Linked DNA regions of Homo sapiens: region 1 is linked to region 2. A link is an interaction called in ENCODE POLR2A ChIA-PET data of the cell type or tissue named here. Cell type or tissue: OCI-LY7. All regions are shown on one strand. Region 1 has its middle 13 kb from the start of ABHD15. Region 2 overlaps TAOK1 (TAO kinase 1).

The links. ChIA-PET counts read pairs that join two places held together with the same protein. Peaks named below come from ENCODE experiments on the same cell type or tissue, not always from the same donor. Only the 100,000 strongest peaks of a DNase experiment are listed, where the experiment ranks them.
Region 1: POLR2A ChIA-PET joins it to region 2 with 5 read pairs; 3 of 35 experiments call an interaction of 5 or more read pairs at or near these places.

What each region holds. Positions count from the first base shown.
Region 1 is chr17:29,551,923-29,556,922 of GRCh38, reverse strand. No RefSeq gene overlaps it. Among named protein-coding and RNA genes, the nearest start is that of ABHD15, 13 kb to the left of the region's middle. In OCI-LY7, no CTCF peak of the experiment used is centred here; no DNase peak of the experiment used is centred here.
Region 2 is chr17:29,446,330-29,451,329 of GRCh38, reverse strand. All of the region lies in intron 1 of TAOK1 (TAO kinase 1), which reads right to left. Among named protein-coding and RNA genes, the nearest start is that of MIR4523, 58 kb to the right of the region's middle. In OCI-LY7, no CTCF peak of the experiment used is centred here; no DNase peak of the experiment used is centred here; H3K4me3 peaks cover 1,201 bases; H3K27ac peaks cover 1,524 bases.

The DNA.
Region 1 (5,000 bases), 110 kb before region 2:
CCATGCCTAGCTAATTTTTGTATTTTTTGTATAGATAGGGTTTGTTACTATGTTACTCAGGCTGGTCTCGAACTCCTGGGTTCAAGGGATCTTTTCACCTCGGCCTCCCAAAAGTCTGAGATTATAGGTGTGAGCTACCACACCTGGCATCAGAGTATATTTTTAAGATAGCCAATGATTATGCTCTAGTCGCACTTGCTCAGAGGAGCTAAAGGTTTTTTTTTATTGTTGTTTGTTTGTTTGAGACGGAATCTCGCTCTGTCGCCCAGGCTGGAGTGCAGTGGCACCATCTCGGCTCACTGCAAGCTCCGCCTCCCAAGTTCACGCCATTTTCCTGCCTCAGCCTCCCGAGTAGCTGGGACTACAGGCGCCCGCCACCACGCCCGGCTAATTTTTTGTATTTTCAGTAGAGACGGGGTTTCACTGTGGTCTCGATCTCCTGACCTCATGATCCGCCCACCTCGGCCTCCCAAAGTGCTGGGATTATAGGAGTGAGCCATCGCACCCGGCCGGAGCTAAAGTTTTGAAGGTAAAATGATACTTCATTGAAACAATAAGACACTCATGCATCAAAAGTAAGTCTCTAGTCCCTCTAGTCTTACCTTGTAATAATGCAATACCTTGCCTTAGTATTTAGTATGGTTGAACAAAAAATTTCTCTCCAACTTATTTGTCTCTGAATAGTAAATCAGTCTCCCAGTAACACTGGAATGTTATTATTTTTTAAATCTCCAGAAACAAATATGTGCTGTTTGTCTTCTGAAGTCTTCTGTGTACTAAGCCATGCTTGCCTACTGTGGCGTTTAGCAGAGCCTCAGTGCACATTCTCTAGCCACTGGATGTTGCCTCACTTTTGTAGATCTAGCCTCGTGTGGCCTAACACTAACCAGCAGCAGCTCTGTTTAATCAATAACCAGGTCTCCTGTTCTGGGCTAATAATTTCCCAGCAGGCGCACAATTCCCTGATCATTGATGGTGCCTACAACAAATATATTATTCAGTGGGCAAACAGTGTTTGTGTGTTGATAGGATACTGAAGTAATAGTTTGGAGATGTGGGTTCCAGTTTCTACTTCATCTATGACTTAAGTGACCCTGAGAAAGTTATTTTATGAGTTGTTCCATATGAAAAGACTGGGAATGTGTATAGGCCTTAATTTATAAGGTCTGTTAGGATATAATGAGATACTTAATAGCAAACAGATCCCATTCTCCAAGACTCTAATTCCTCAGCCATAGCTCAAAGACCTCCATGATGAAGGGGCATCTGCTTTCAAATCACAGTCTTTATTCTCTGATCAACATCTTATAAGGCTAAGAAGTTCCAGTTATTAATTGCACTGCAAAGTTGGGAAGGGCCTGGAAGAGCAGCACCTTTGAGCCTCACAGGTTGGGTTTGGGTTGCCCAGTTGAGGACAAACTCTCCCCATCCCCACCCCCATATATGTACACACACACTGATACTATGTCACAGCTAATTGGTTTCACATCAATTTTTGTCAAAAACCATCTGCATTTCTATTTCTTATAGATGGTCAGAGACGATGTGACTTTTAAGATCTCATGGTTAGTGGTGGGGCTAAGACCAGACCCAAATTAGTGCTCTTTATGCCATACATTATTTGCCTTTTCCTAATCACTGTCTGAGATGATACTAAACAATGTCCATTTTGGACTCCAAAATGTAAAGGATTTTAACAAAAAGGTGGGGGTTTCAGGGTATCTCTCTTCAGAGCTGCCGGGGTGCACAACTGCATGGGGGGAGCCATGCACGTTATCTACAAATGGCACCCTTTAAATTTCACTGCACAGCCTGCACAGAGCTAACACCCTCAGCAGCCTTCTCTCCCTGTATCCGTTAAGAACAAGTACCTGAAAATAGGGTAGCAAAAGGTAAAGTCATTAATTGCCCAGGACACATACAGGAAGACCCTGATTCTGCAGCTGGCGAAATGTGATGTAGGTGATGGCATAGGGGCTGTGAAGCTAGCTGACAATCGTGATTAATTTTTTTTTTTTTTGAGACAGAGTCTCACTTTGTTGCCCAGGCTGGAGTGCAGTGGCATGATCTCAGCTCACTGCAACCTCCGCCTCTTGGGTTCAAGCAACTCTCCTGCCTCAGCCTCCCAAGTAGCTGGGACTACGGGCATGCGCAACCACACCCAGCTAATTTGTGTATTTTTGTAGAGATAGGGTTTCTCTATGTTGGCCAGGCTGGTCTCAAACTCCCGACCACAAGTGATCCGCCTGCCTTGGCCTCCCAAAGTGCTAGAATTATAGGTGTGAGGCACCGTGCCCGACCTCCCATGACTAATTTTATGTTCAAATTTCTTTTATAGTCAGGTAGGATAGATTTCAAATTCTAAGCATAACTCGAATCTTTCATCCCACTGTAATTTGAAGAACCCAATTGTGAGGAGAAAACAAAGAATCTTTTTTTAGAGACGGAGTCTCCTTATGTTGCCCAGGCTGGACACCAAACTCCTGGGCTCAAGCAATCATCCCACCTCAACCTCCTGAGTAGGGGGGGATCTATAGGCATGAGCCTCTATGCCCTAGAAATCTTGTTTTTTAACCCCATTGAGTTAGTCCAAATTCAGGTGGGTATATTGAAAATACTGGAGATGAGGTCTGGGATCTAATCCTGGCTCTGCAAGGCAAAGTCTAGCTCTGTCACCTAGGCTGGAATGTAGTGGTATGATCATGGCTTACTGCAGCCTTAACCTTCCAGGCTCAAGCAATCCTCCCACCTCAGCCTCCCAAGTAGCTGGGACTACAGGCATGTGTCACCATGCTCATCTAATATTTTTATTATTTTTTTGTAGATAGATAGGGTCTCACTATGTTGCCCAGGCTGGTCTCAAACTCCTGGTCTCAAGCAATCCTTCCACCTCAGCCTCTCAAAGTGGTAGGACTGCAGGCATGAGCCATTGCACCTGGCTGCCACACAGCTGTTTGAGGCAAGCAAATTAAACACTATAGAAATGTTAATCTCAAAATAGTTCAAATGTCGACATTCTAGGAGTTAAAAAACTGCCACTTTAAGTCTTCTTTTCAATATGGTAGGTAACCTAAATTATACTTTATCCTTTTTTTTTTTTTTTTTTTTTGAGACGGAGTCCCGCTCTGTAAACTAGGCTGGAGTGCAGTGGCGCGATCTCGGCTCACTGCAAGCTCCGCCTCCCGGGTTCACGCCTTTCTCCTGCCTCAGCCTCCGGGGTAGCTGGGATTACAGGCGTGAGCCACCGCGCCCGGCCCAACCTAAATTATACTTTTAAAAATGGTACTTAAAACTATTTTCTTGGCTGGGTGTGGTGGCTCACGCCTGTAATCCCAGCACTTTGGGAGGGCGAGGCAGATGGTTCATCTGAGGTCAGGAGTTCGCAACCAGCTTGGCCAGGATGGAGAAACCCCATCTTTACTAAAAATACAAAAATTAGCTGGGCTTGGTGGCACACACCTGTAATCCCAGCTACTTCAGAGGCTGAGCCACGAGAATCACTTGAACCTGGGAGGCGGAGGTTGTTGTGAGCCAAGATCAGGCCACTACACTCTAGCCTGGGTAACAGAGAGAGGCTGCCTCAAAAACAAAAAAACAAACAAAAAACCCAAAAGTTATTTTCTTTTCTTTTTTTTTTTTTGAGATGGAGCCTCACTCTGTCACCCAGGCTAGAGTGTAGTGGCCTGATCTTGGCTCACTGCAACCTTCGCCTCTCAGGTTCAAGTAATTCTCCTGCCTAAGCCTCCTTAGTAGCTGGGATTACAGGCACCCACCGCCTGGCTAATTTTTGTTATTTATTTATTTATTTATTTATTTATTTTTAATTTTGAGACGGAGTCTCGCTCTGTCGCCCAGGCTGGAGTGCAGTGGCACGATCTCGGCTCGCTGCAATCTCTGCCTCCCGGGTTCACGCCGTTCTCCTGCCTCAGCCTCCCGAGTAGCTGGGACTGCAGGAGCCCACCACCATGCCCGGCTAATTTTTTGTATTTTTAGTAGAGACGGGGTTTCACCATGTATTTTTAGTAGAGATGGGGTTTCACCACGTTGGTCAGGCTAGTCTCAAAACTCCTGACCTCAGGTGATCTGCCTGCCTCAGCCTCCCGAAGTGCTGGGATTACAGGTTGAGCCATCACGCCCGGCCCTATTTTCTTTTTAAATTAAAAAACATAAATCCCAGCCCCTGAGCATTTCTCCCTCTGAATTAGTCTTCTGACAAAAAAAAAAGTCACAGTGTTTTAAATAGGACTGGATTCCATGGTTTACTGCCCCCACATAGGGCTAAAATGTGATTTTTCAAATCTAGGGAGATAAGCCCAGATAAGACCACCTTTTGAGGCTTTGTACAAGACCCAAGAGAACTGCTTACATTTATGGCTCCGTGTATCGGCGTTGTGGTTATGCAGACCACAAGGTAGAAATAAAACGTAAGAACTTGCATCAAGCAGTCAGAATTTCAACTAGAATAATCTCACACCCAGAACACAATAGGCCACTTCACTCTGGGCAGACAGAAGGCGAGCCAATTAGACTAGAGGGTTTTTATATATATATATATATATATTTTTTTTTTTTTTTTTTGAGACGGAGTCTCGCTGTCACCTAGGCTGGAGTGCAGTCACACGATCTCGGCTCACTGCAAACTCTGCCTCCTGGGTTCAAGTGATTCTCCTGCCTCAGCCTCCCGAGTAGCTGGGATTACAGGCGCCCGCCACCACACCCAGCTAATTTTTGCATTTTTAGTAGAGACAGGGTTTCGCCATGTTGGTCTCGAACTCCTGACCTCAGGTGATCCACCAAACTTGGCCTCCCAAAGTGCTGGGATTACAGGTGCGAGCCACCGCACCCGGACGAGGGTTTATGTCTTTTATCAGATGGTACACTCTTACCATCTGAGTGGTAATCCCATTTTTGTAACCCCAACATTCAGCACACTGCCTAAGGTTCAGTAATTATCCAATAGTCACTCAATAGAGTTTATCTTCATGGGAATAAAATTGCTT
Region 2 (5,000 bases):
ACTACTGCAGTAGCTCCTAAACCTGTTTCATCATCATGAACACCATGGTACTTCAAAAACAGATTCCTACTATACAGCACTTTAAAAAAATGAGATAATCTTTGTATCTTGGGAGGTTTTCTAAGTCAATACTTAAAAATGTATCCACTTCTGATGCAGTCATCTCATCAATAGAGAAGATAATATAAAAGAGACTATTTTAAAAATACACAATAACGCAAGATGTGCCCACAGTATTTCTGACAACAGGAAACTTCTTTTCTTTTCAGATACCGTATGCTAGTGTACTAATCAACTCTAACAGACATTCAAAGAAAAATATAGTGGGAGAAAGTAATGTATTTCACAGACAACTGTTTCTCCATAAACTTGATTCACCTGATTCACATTAAAATATGCCCTTTATCAACTGTTTCATTAAATAAGTAGAAATACAGATAACCAGAAAACTTCCTGGCAGTTGTCCTATCAATTCCTTTATATCAGATTACCCAGTTTTAATACTGGCTGTCATAGCCAGACTCAGTGGCTCATGCCTGTAATCCCAGCTCTTTGGGAGGTCAAGGCAGGAGGATCGCTTGAGACCAGGAGTTCATGACCAGCCTGGGTAATATGGTAAGACCCTGCCTCTACAAAAATAAATTTAAAAAATTAGCCAAGAGTGGTGTCATGCACTTATAGTCCTGGCTACTTTGGCGGCTAAGGCGGAAGGATCACTGGAGTTCAGGAGGTCAAGGTTGCAGTGAGCTATGATCACACCACCGCACTCCAGCCTGGGCAACAGGGTGAGATCCTGTCTCAAAACAAAACAAAACAAAACTGGATGTCATAATTAAGAGGCTTTGGAACCTGGACTCTGGAATGACACTGCTGGATAGGAATCCCAGCAACACTAGTTCTGAAATTAGGTAGTATCATTTTCCTAATCTGTAAAATGACTATAGGCCAGGTGTGAAAGTTCACATCTGTAATCCAAGCATTTTGAGAGGTCAAAGTGCAAGGATCACTTGCGGCCAGGAGCTTGAGACCAGCTCAGACAACACAGCAAGATCTTCCAATACAAAAAAATTACAAAATTAGCTGGGTGGTGTGGTGTGCTCCTATAGTCCTAGCTACTTGGGAGACTGAGGTGGGAGGATCACTTGTGCCCAGAGGTTCGAGGTTACAGTGAGTGATGATCACCCCATGGCATTCCAGCCTGGGCAAGAGAGAGAGACCCTGTTTGTTAGATGAAAGAAAGGAAAGGAAAGGAAAAAGGAAATAAAAAGGAAAGGAAAGAAAAGAAAAGGGAAAGGAAGGAAGGAGGAAAAAATCTACTTCACAGTGTAATCAGGAGGGTTAAATGAGTTAATAAATGAAAGCATAGAGTAATACTCTGGAGTAATAAGCACTACAGTAAGTGTTAGCTATTTTCTTTTAACTTGTTCAAATTCAACAATTTTTAAAAACTCCAAAATTGATTTCATCAGGCTTTATTTTTTCCTTTTTTGAGACAGAGTCTCACTCTGTCACCCAGGCTGGAGTGCAATGGCACAATCTCAGCTCACTGCAACACCCATCTCCCAGGTTCAAGCAATTCTCCTGCCTCAGCCTCCCAAGTAGCTGGGACTACAGGCACGCACCACCGCCCCCGGCTAATTTTTGTATTTTTAGTAGAGATGGGGATTCACCATGTTGGCCAGGCTGGTCTCGAACTCCTGACCTCAAGTGATCTGCCTGCCTCAGCCTCCCAAAGTGCTGGGATTACAGGCATAAGCCACCACACCTGGCCTGATTTCATCAGACTTTTAAGAGAAAAAAACAGCTCCATCCAATTCTTGTCAAGTAACAAGCAATTTTAATTCTTGCTAGAAAACTTCTTTGTAACTATATAAAATACATTTATATGTCTTTTGTACCCCCCTAAATTAACACCACACTGCAATAAAAATATATAAATTCTTAATTTGTATTCAATTTCTAATATATATCCAAGGCTGCCCCATATACTTTTACCAATTTCCCTGTTCTAGAAGTTCCCTGGAGCAGTCTTAATCACAGTTCTTCCAAGAATATGTGACCATAGCAAAGTCACTTAACTTCTCATCCCTAAACTGAGTAGGCTGAACTAAATTCCATATAAAGTATTAATTTTCAATTAATCAAACTATTAAAAAAACAAACTTCAGTGTTACTTAAGACCGTAGTTAAGAATTTTGAATGATTAAGTTTTAGTGCCCTTATTACAAGAATTATTTTACATTAAAATTTTCTAGCTGGGTCCATGATCGGCATCTTCTTTCTTATCTACCTAACAAATTCCCACTCAAAGTCTTTCAAGATTTAGATTAAATGTCATAATGTTTGCAAAACCTTAACTCTATTAGAAAAGTCAGTTACTCTCCCTTTATGCCCCCAAAGCATCCTGCCGCATTTACCGTATTATATTGCAATTATTTAACTCTCTCTTTCCTAAACAAGCAGGCACAATGTGTCTCATTCATTTTTGTATCATCTCTCCAGCTTCTACCCCTTACCATCTACAGTTATTATATAAATATTGCTGAATAAAACAATATACTTAATTATCTTCTATGTAACTCCTAAAAATGATTTCACTTCCACAAATACTTACAGAACAAACAGTATGCATAAGACTATGATATACAAAAACTTTAAAGTTGTTAAGAACAGAGAAAATGCAGAATAGCAACTTCCAGAAATTCAGAGAGACAAGAGATAATTAGGGAATTGAAATACTTGTTCTACCAAAGACCAAAGGACAACACAATACTATCACCATCACAAGAGTAAAATACTAAAACAAAAAGACAAGGAAATTAATAACCTAAAAGACCCAGAAACAAACCCATGTATGTCTATCTTGGAATTTAACACACACAGTTAAAGGAGAAGAAATAAAGGTTGAGAAAACTTGACAATCCATTTGGAAAAAAAGTTATATGCCTATCACATATCTTACCATAAACATTACTGCTAAATGGCTAAAAAAGGCATCTCAAATCAATGGGAAAAAGATTGATTTGATAAAAATGTGTTTTTGAGAGCGCCTAATAGCCATGTGAGAGAAAAATTATACCTTTTCCTCAAACCGAACATCAGAATTACATAGGGATCAGATACACAAATATAAAAAAAAGAAACTATACGAGTACTGGGAGGAAATATGAGTAAATTTCTTTGTAACCAGTGTGAAGAAACTTATCTATGATCTACATGCAAAGCAGTAAGAAAAAAACATATTTGACAATATAAAAAAGAAAGCTTGAGAGGAACACAGTAAAAGATACCAAAAATAATAAAAAAAAAGATAAACTCGGTATGAAAGCAGGAAGTACATCTGTAAGAATTAAAAAAAAAAAAAAAAAAAAAAAGACCAGGTGCAGTGGCTCACGCCTGTAATCCCAGCACTTTGGGAGGCTGAGGCGGGTGGGTCACCTGAGGTCAGAAGTTCAAAACCAGCCTGGCCAACATGGGAAACCCTGTCTCTACTAAAAATACAAAAATTAGCCAGGCGTGGTGGTAAGCACCTGTAATCCCAGCTACTCGGGAAGCTGAGGCAGGAGAATCGCTTGAACCCAGGAGGCAGAGGATGCCCTGAGCCAAGATCGTGTCATTGCACTGCAGCCTGGGCAACATAGCGACACTCTGTCTCAAAAAAAAAAAAAAATAAAATAAAATAAAATAAAAAGGCCGGGTGAGGTAGCTTGCACCTGTAATCCCAACACTTTCGGAGGCCACGGTTGGCAGATCACTTGAGGTCAGGAGCTTGAGACCAGCCTGCCAGCCTGACCAACATGGCGAAACCCTGTCTCTGCTAAAAATACAAAAATTAGCCAGGTATAGTAGTGCATGCCTGTAGTCCCAGCTACTCGGGAGGCTGAGGTGGGAGAATTGCTTGAATCCGGGAGGTGAAGGCTGCAGTGAGCAGACTGTGCCATTGCCCTCCAGTCTGGGTGACACAGCGAGACCCTGTCTCAAATAATAAGATAAACTTTTAAAAAGTTTGAAACTTACATAAGAGTTAATATCCTTAACAATGTGGAGTTTTGAAAAACAGAGAAGAAATGGACAACATCCCAATACCCCTAATATAGTTACTAAAAACGGGGGAAGCCAGACATGGTGGTGGGTGCCTATAGTCCCAGCTACCCAGGAGGCTCAGGCAGGAGAATCACTTTGTGCCCAGGAGTGTGAGGTTGTAGTGCACTCTGATCATGCCTGCGAATAGTCACTGCACTCCAGCCTGGGAAACAAAGTGAGACCTCTTCCCTTAAAAAAAAAAAAAAAAGCCAGCCACAGTGGCTGACTCCTGTAATACCAGCACTTTGGGAGGCTAAGGCAGGTGGATCATCCCTAGTCAGGAGTTTGAGACTAGCCTGGCCAACATGGTGAAACTTTACCTCTACTAAAAATACTAAAAATTAGATGGACATAGTGGTGCACGCCTGTAATCCCAGCTACTCAGGAGGCTGAAGCAGGAGAATCGCTTGAACCTGGGAGGCGGAGGCTGCAGTGAGCTGAGATTGTGCCATTGTACTCCAGCCTGGGAAACAAGGGCACAACTCCATCTCAAAAAAAAAAAAAAAAAAGTACAGTAAAAATACAATTACTATAATCTTATGGGAGCATGGTTGTACGTGGTCCACTGTTGACTGAAAACATCGTTACATGGTGCATGACTGCATTTGGAAAGTGAATGACATACTTCTAAGTAACTCATGAGTCAATAATGGAGTTTTGAGGAAAATTAGAAAAAGACTATGAACTGAATAAAAACTAAAATACAGCCTGGGTGCGGTGGCTCAGGCCTGTAATCTCAGCACTTTGGGAGGCCAAGGCAGGCGGATCACGAGGTCAGGAGATCGAGACCATCCTGGCTAACACGGTGAAACCCTGTCTCTACTAAAAACACAAAAAACTAGCTGGGCGTGGTAGTGCACACCTGTAGTCCCAGGTACTCGGTAGGCTGAGGGAGGAGAATGGCGTGAAAGAAAGAA